2 separate regions of the Mus musculus genome follow, and region 2 is linked to region 1. Evidence: chromatin contacts called from ENCODE Hi-C data. All regions are on one chromosome and are shown on one strand. The core of a region is the stretch at or near the end of the contact, and the rest is flanking DNA. Distances in the headings are between cores, read along the strand shown. Region 1 overlaps Dgki (diacylglycerol kinase, iota). Region 2 overlaps Creb3l2 (cAMP responsive element binding protein 3-like 2).

Region 1 (3,448 bases), core at 389-2,888:
AAAAAGTGACAGTTTCTTTTCTTCTACCTTCCCCAGCATCCCCAGGGCTGTCTGTCCCTCCAGGGCCCTGTCTCTACAGAAGTGTTAGGTGTGATCCACTGGGCTCCACTGTCCTTCCTCAGGGAAGCCAGCCATCAGTCACAGGTTGCCAGCAGTCTACACTGACACCTTCCAAATGCACAAGCACTCCCAGCCTTTCCCATGTGGGCTCTTTGATAATCTCTGTTATTATGAGTTTTTGTGCTCAAAATAGGTTTGGTGTAATATTTATTATAATATTTAATATTTATTTGGTAATATTTAGTTTATTAATATATATATGTATGCATATATGTATATTTATGTGTATGATGCTAGGTTCAAAACAGCTGTGTCTTAGCATGAAAAATAACAGCTAACCCATTAAATGATTTGTTATGTGGTTCCAATTCATCACCTAAGGGAGGCAAGCACTGGTTTGAAGAAGAGCCTGTTGAAGAAAGTAACTGTTTACAGTCTTTAGAAAGTTTAAGATCCTCACACACTACATGCTGCATTTGCTGCTGTGGTAGTTACTACCATCCAACAGAATTATCCCGGCAGGCAGCTCTTGCTCAGGCCTGTCCTTGTAGAGGCCTCTGCACATCCCTAGGCGATGCTGGCAGGAGTGACATCAGAAGCCCATACGGTCATCTCTCTACGTGCACCATGTTCGAGTGTTTAATCATTGGAGATAACATAGACCCCAGAAAGCTTTTCTCTGTGAATTTAAACGCGTGCCCAAAATCAAGGCTAAATTTGATGGCACTTAGGAGCCAGACACATTGGGTGTGCTGTGCCCTAATGGGGCGATCTTGGACCGGTCACTGGCTGCGTGTGGGTTTTCTTACCTGTGAAGCAGGGATAGATAAGGGCTATCCCTACTTCACAAGGCTGTAAAGGTTAAGTGAATGACCATCTGTGATGTGCCTGTCAGGGCATAGAGCAAGACCTGTATTCTAACCAGTGGCCCACGCTGTCCTTGTTGCTAGTGGTTTGTTATTGTTGCTTCCTGGGTGTGAATCCCGACTTGTAATCTCGCTCCTGAAGATTTGGGTAGAAACCCAAATAGCACCGACGAGATTTGTGCCTAGAACAGAAGCTTAAAGCAACCAGTCATGGAGATGCAGCCTCCGAGAGTATGGGTGGAATGCTTGTTTTGTACATAAGAATATTGACTCTGTCCCTCAAGAGTGAAGTTGGAATGTGTGAAAAAGTTTGAAAACGTAAGGACAGTGCTTGCGTTGTTCAGGCGTAGCACTTAAAACTGGTGTAACAGACTAAAGACCTTGGTTTATGTTATAAGCCCTCTTTGTAACAGGTATTGCTGTTATATTGCGAAGAAGCCTGTCTAGGCCACTGGTGTGCCTGTGGGTAGTTACCTTGACATGTTTAGGGGTTTTCAATTTGCTTAGTAACAGAAGCACTTACAATTTTGCTTAATTTAAGGAGTCTCGCGTTCATTCCAGGGAAGTCTCCAGAACAGCTTGCTAACACTTCTCTCCTGTATTTTGAATTGAATGTTGTAGAAATCCGCTCTCAGGAGGAAGTGTGCCGTCTGCAAAATCGTGGTCCACACAGCCTGCATTGAGCAACTAGAGAAGGTAAGCGAGCGCCACCTGCTGGCGAGTGTGTTGGCTTCGGTCACTTACCAAGATCTGGTGTCAATGTCTAACTTTTTAAAAAACAAAACCAAAAATTGTTGAGTTCAGGATGACTTACCAGAATAACAATGAAAAGACAATATATAAAGGTCAGCCATGGTCTTGTTTTCCTGGGTTTAATTTGATATTATGTTGCATTGAACTTTGGGAAAGCTTGGCAACACTTACAATAAGCCTTTTAAGATTGTAGCTTCCATATGTTTCTCTCGGTGAGTTCACATATTCCTAAAGGAGCTCGAAGGGAGAGTTAGCCAAGCCAGCCGAAAGCAGCTCCCAGATGCTGCTGCAGACCTCACGGGCAGCAGTTTTTGCTGGTGCAGCATGAAATGTGTGGCTAAGCCAGGAGTGGCATCCCAAGGGTGGTGTCTTGTCTCCAGAAGTGGATTCTGAACTGTCTATTCATTTACCATCTGGGGGGAAGGGCAGAGCTCTGCGAGAGAGCTGCTTGCTGCTCTCATTTATAATTCCTCCTCCGTGTCCAGGCGAGACACTGAGTGGGATCTATATTCGTGCGCTGCCCTTGGCAATCACGGTGGGACTATTTTAGCTTTGTACAATGTTTGCTTAGCTTCGCCAGCACCTCCAGCTGCTGTCAACCTATATCTCACAGCCATGCCTAACACTTGGACTAGATTTTTCTCGTCTGCACTCTACTTCACTTTATACAGGAGCAAAAGAGCTCACGAGGACACTTCTCATCCACAGAGCAAGGCAGTGCTGAGTCCTTTTACAGGGAATATCTGTGCGTGTGTTTGAATGGTTATCACAGCAGTTAGGACTTCTCAGGTTTATATTTTCTACTTTAAAAAAAAAAGCAAAAAAAAAAAAAAAAAAAACCCAACTTACCCGGATGACTTCAGCTGCCATGTACTTTACCTGTGACTTTGGTCTCCATTTTTCCAGATTCATGGGCTAAGAACGTTTTTGTTTGTTTGTTTGAAGTTAGACTGCATGGATGAGAATGCAGGACTGCCGACTGGAGGTGTGAAATGGCACTGTACCTCTGTGGATCGTCTAGTGAGATGCTTCGGGAGAGTAGGAGCAGGCTAGAACGGATTCCTTATTCTTCCTGGGCTTGGTTTATAGCCTTCATGTCTACCACTATTGGTTGCTTTCTGGTCTCAGGTAGCTCTCTTCAACCTGTTGCTCGTCACTAACATTAACATACTTTTCTCTTCAAATGGCAGATTAATTTCAGATGTAAACCAACATTTCGGGAAGGAGGCTCCAGATCGCCAAGAGAAGTGAGTTTTGTGAGTTGTTTCAGAGAGCACCTTGAACTCTCCTAGGTTCACCGAATCTCCCAGGGATTCACCTAGGATTGACAAATGAGGTCTGTCTCCCCTCATTATACAGCAGTTTCTTCTTAATGTGTCAATAAGGACAAAGAGTCTCCAAGATTCTTCGGTATACTGTACTTTATTCTGTCAGTGGAGTGGGTTTGGGAGCCAGAGTCTTAACGCATGAAATGGAAAAGTGGGGTTGGGGGAGTTCCCCATTATTCTAGACAGTTTAGAACTAGGGTCTGAGTTGTACTCTCTAGTCCACAAAAGGAGGATGAGGAAAAGGAGGGAGGGAGGGAGGGAGGGGGGGAGGGAGGGAGAGAGGGAGAGGGGGAAGAGGAGGAGGAGGAAGAGAAGGAGGGAGGGAGGGAGGGAGAGAGAGAGAGAGAGAGAGAGAGAGAGAGAGAGAGAGAGAGAGAGAGAGCCAGATAATGGGCTTTCTGAGAGATGTGGGCACTGATTGAATCTTTTAGGACTCTTCTA
Region 2 (3,448 bases), core at 664-3,163, 250 kb before region 1:
GAGAGCCCTGACCTGCCGTGTTGTCCCTGTGAACCCTCATTGTCTTTCTAGTCAGGCTGTCCCAGCTCTTCCTTACTGACCACCTCACTCCTTTCTCTGTGAAAGTCCCGTGGCTGAGCAGTTGCCCTGTGGAGAGTTGAGCGTCTTTTTGCTCTCTCCACAGAGTGGAGTCTTGTTCAACTGAGAACTTGGAGCTTCGGAAGAAGGTGGAGGTGCTGGAGAACACCAATAGGTGAGTGTGGCCAGAGGAAGGGGATGTGTCCAATGGCAGGGGCCGTAGTCCAATGGCGGGGGTCGTAGTCCACATCCAGAGTGGGAGGGATAGGGATTCTACCAACCAGGATACTTGAGCTGACCACCACCTACCAGTTTCTGCTTCATGGGCTCCCCCATGCACGCACATCAGCCACACAGATGTTTTTTTACTTTTTAGTGGTTGGTGTGGAGGTGGTCATAACGAGAGCTATTATAAGTTAAAAAGGATTGGCCTGGGAGTGTGGCTCAGTCACAGGAAACCCTTGCCTAACATGCACAAAGCCCAAGGTTCAATCCTCAGTATTACAACAGACAGATTAACGAAGAGAAGAAATGTTTAAAAGGGGCTTAGAGCAGAATAAGTAAAGTCCCTAAGCCTGATTCTCCTGGAAATGAGTTTTAGGGCTGGACAGGGAGGCACTGGGATGTAGCGTTATTTAATTCTAGTCACGATCATGCTTATTAGTTTAAAAAGGCAGCATGGTTTTATAAGCCTGCTTTGAAAAAATTAGTGATTTACATTTCAGTCCCATTTTGAAAAATTAGCTGTGGCTCTTAACTGATGAATTCTTTTGACGTTTTCTATGTCGGTCACTGTTTGGGCACACTGTAGATCTTAACTCACTAATTCTCAGGAGATGGTGTGAGATTATCCCTGTTACATAGATAAGTAAGGTCCCAGGACCCAGGGGACTTGCCCAGGAACACTCACCAGCTTAATCCCGTGAATTTCCGTAGAGAAGTATCCTATTGGGTGTAACTCTGGTTCAGGAGCAAGGGGTTTGGATGTGGTAAGACACTTCACCTCTGATCCAGAATGTGTGTTCATGGGCTCACATGGTACTCACTTGTGTTCTGAAAATGCCCAGAGTCAAAGAATCCTGTCACCCTTAGTAAAGTATAGGCCCACTGAATTATAGGTCCAATACATCATGCAGATTAAAAACTTCATTTGGAGCTAAGAAAATACGAATCAGCCATTACGGGGTCAGCATTAATGCCTACTAACAAAATGTCAAAGGCTACACGGTCTGATTAGATCTCTTCACATGCTTTCAACAGCAGCTTTTACATTTGAAGTCCGAGTCCTGTACCTCTGTAGGTTTTTGTTACAACAGCAGGCTGAGGACTTGAACTGTTGTCTGTGGCCATCAGCTTAGTTCCATCTTGGTAATCCGGAAGAGCACTCAGGTGCCCTTTGCCTGACTCCTGTGTCCTCAGACCTCCAGACAAGCTCGTCCTCTCCTTTCCCTGACGTTACCCCACCACCCCTCCCCCACCCGATGGAACTTCCTCCATCAGGATTCTGGTTTTGCTGCTCTTCCCTGCCCCTCCCCCATCTTCTGCTGAGTCCCCATCTCCATCCGACCACCTTCTGACCAGCAGAGGTGACTTCAAGGCTCTTTTGGCTCTTTGAATCCTGCATCTCAGCCACTTCCTTAGCGTTTGGTCTCTAGCCCTTCCCTTGCTGCAGTGGATGCTCTGTGTATGAACTGATTTGGCCCTGAGCTGGGGAACAGGTAGGAATCCTGTCAGCATTATCCTTTCAGTTTGTGTCCTGGGGCCTGTCTGTCCCGGCTCTGCTGTTAGGCCTCCTGTTGGCCACACGGGTGCAGCAAAGCCTCATCGGGGCTGTTCTGGGACCAAGAAGTCTGTTGAGGAGGAGGGCTCACAGGCCACTTGGCCTGGGAAGAGGTCTCCTCCCCTCTCCATCTGGTGGCACTTGGCTTTGTTTTATTTATTCCTTGATTATCATGAACATTTAAAACTTTCTCCCTGTTTTCGCTTCCCAAGTGCTGGGATTTCGGGTGTGCACCCTCACAACCAGACTGGAACGTTTTGTTTTTGTTTTTGTTTTTTAGTTTTGCTTGTTGGTTTAAGTCAGGTATCCACACATCCAAAAGTTGAAATCGGCAAAGCGTCCACTGAAAGCCCTCGGCAAAGCGTCCACTGAAAGCCCTCTTATCTTTAACATACAGATTTTCTTCCATGTCTGTATTTCTTAGTACAGAGTCCAGCCAGTCATCCCACTGGCCTCCAAGCCCGGCATTCCTGTGGTGCCTGTTAGACAGGCCCGTGTTTACTGTGGAATGCTTTGCCTAGTTCTGAGTTTCCTATGACTTCCTTTTGAGTCCCCGCATCCTCCTCAGGAGGTGTGTAAACACTCATCTTCTGCTTATCATCAGTTTCTAGTAATTACCTAGATAGATCAATACATAAGGAATTTAGAAACAGCTCTACAGACTCCAATCATTTCTTCTTCAGTTATTAGCGGGGCATTTATATTTAATAAAGTTGTGGAGGATTTATGCATGTATGTGCATGTGGCTGGGGAAGGAATGGAGGCCAGCAAATTGAAATCTATGTCTTGTCTATTGTTCTCCCTCTGTTTTCCTATGGAGTCGACCCTGTAGACTTGGCATTTCTGTAGACTGGCTGTTCAGGACTGGCTGTCCTCATTCCCTATCACTCCCAACTCCAGTGCTGAGCTACCTAGAGCATATGGCCACACCTGTCTTTTAAAGGAGCATCAGCTCTCCATACTCTTCATGCTTGCATAGTAGGCCCTTTGCCCTTGGGCTTGAACCATGAGGTGATGTATGTCTATAATCCCACTGGTGGGAAGCCAGAGACAAATGGGTCCCTGGGCTCACTGACCAGTCAGCCTAGCCTAACTGATGAGCTTAGGCCAGTGAGAACTTGTCTAAAAAAGCGAGACGGACATCTTCTGAGGATGACACCTCTGGCACACACACACACACACATGCGCGCACACACACACACACACACACTCAACATATAAAGAATACATATGTAAACCTCAAAATTCTTTGATTTGGATCTATTATTACTTTCTGGGATACTCCGTATATGTGTGTGTGTGTGTGTGTGTGTGTGTATTATGCATATTTCTTAATTAAAAACTTTTCATTGAACAACGTACACTGGACTTGTTCTCCATGAATATGTTTACTGAATCCTCGTCTGAAACGGTTTCATAACTCCCTCCGGACGCTGGTCTTTGGCCCTTCCCCAGCAGTGGCTGACAGTGAGTATAGTCAGGGCTAGTATTTTGGCACTGGACAAAGCAGAAAGGGTTCTGCTTTTTTTTTTTTCTTTTTCTTTTTCTTTTTTCTTTTTTCAGAAACCATAAAATCTTAGCGGTTTATTTATTCATTCATTCCTACCGTTG

Evidence for each region. A loop is a pair of places that touch in the nucleus more often than their neighbours do.
Region 2: a map of heart shows a loop between it and region 1 (12-fold over the local background). The contact joins two enhancer-like sites. A Hi-C loop is called at or near these places in 32 of 37 maps with a recorded cell type or tissue (CH12.LX, CH12F3, ES-E14 and 10 more).

The regions. Positions count from the first base shown.
Region 1 is chr6:37,095,726-37,099,173 of GRCm38, reverse strand. It overlaps Dgki (diacylglycerol kinase, iota), which reads left to right. Exons shown (of 34, transcript NM_001081206.2): 4 at 1,548-1,622; 5 at 2,870-2,926. Among named protein-coding and RNA genes, the nearest start is that of Gm52857, 190 kb to the right of the region's middle. Within about 2 kb of position 1,638, at least 1 of the 3 ENCODE cell types and tissues checked has a DNase peak (open chromatin) inside an H3K27ac peak, as active enhancers do; it is heart, where a contact is called at or near this core.
Region 2 is chr6:37,350,341-37,353,788 of GRCm38, reverse strand. Creb3l2 (cAMP responsive element binding protein 3-like 2) reads left to right here. Exons shown (of 12, transcript NM_178661.4): 8 at 164-232. Among named protein-coding and RNA genes, the nearest start is that of Dgki, 52 kb to the right of the region's middle. Within about 2 kb of position 1,913, at least 1 of the 3 ENCODE cell types and tissues checked has a DNase peak (open chromatin) inside an H3K27ac peak, as active enhancers do; it is heart, where a contact is called at or near this core.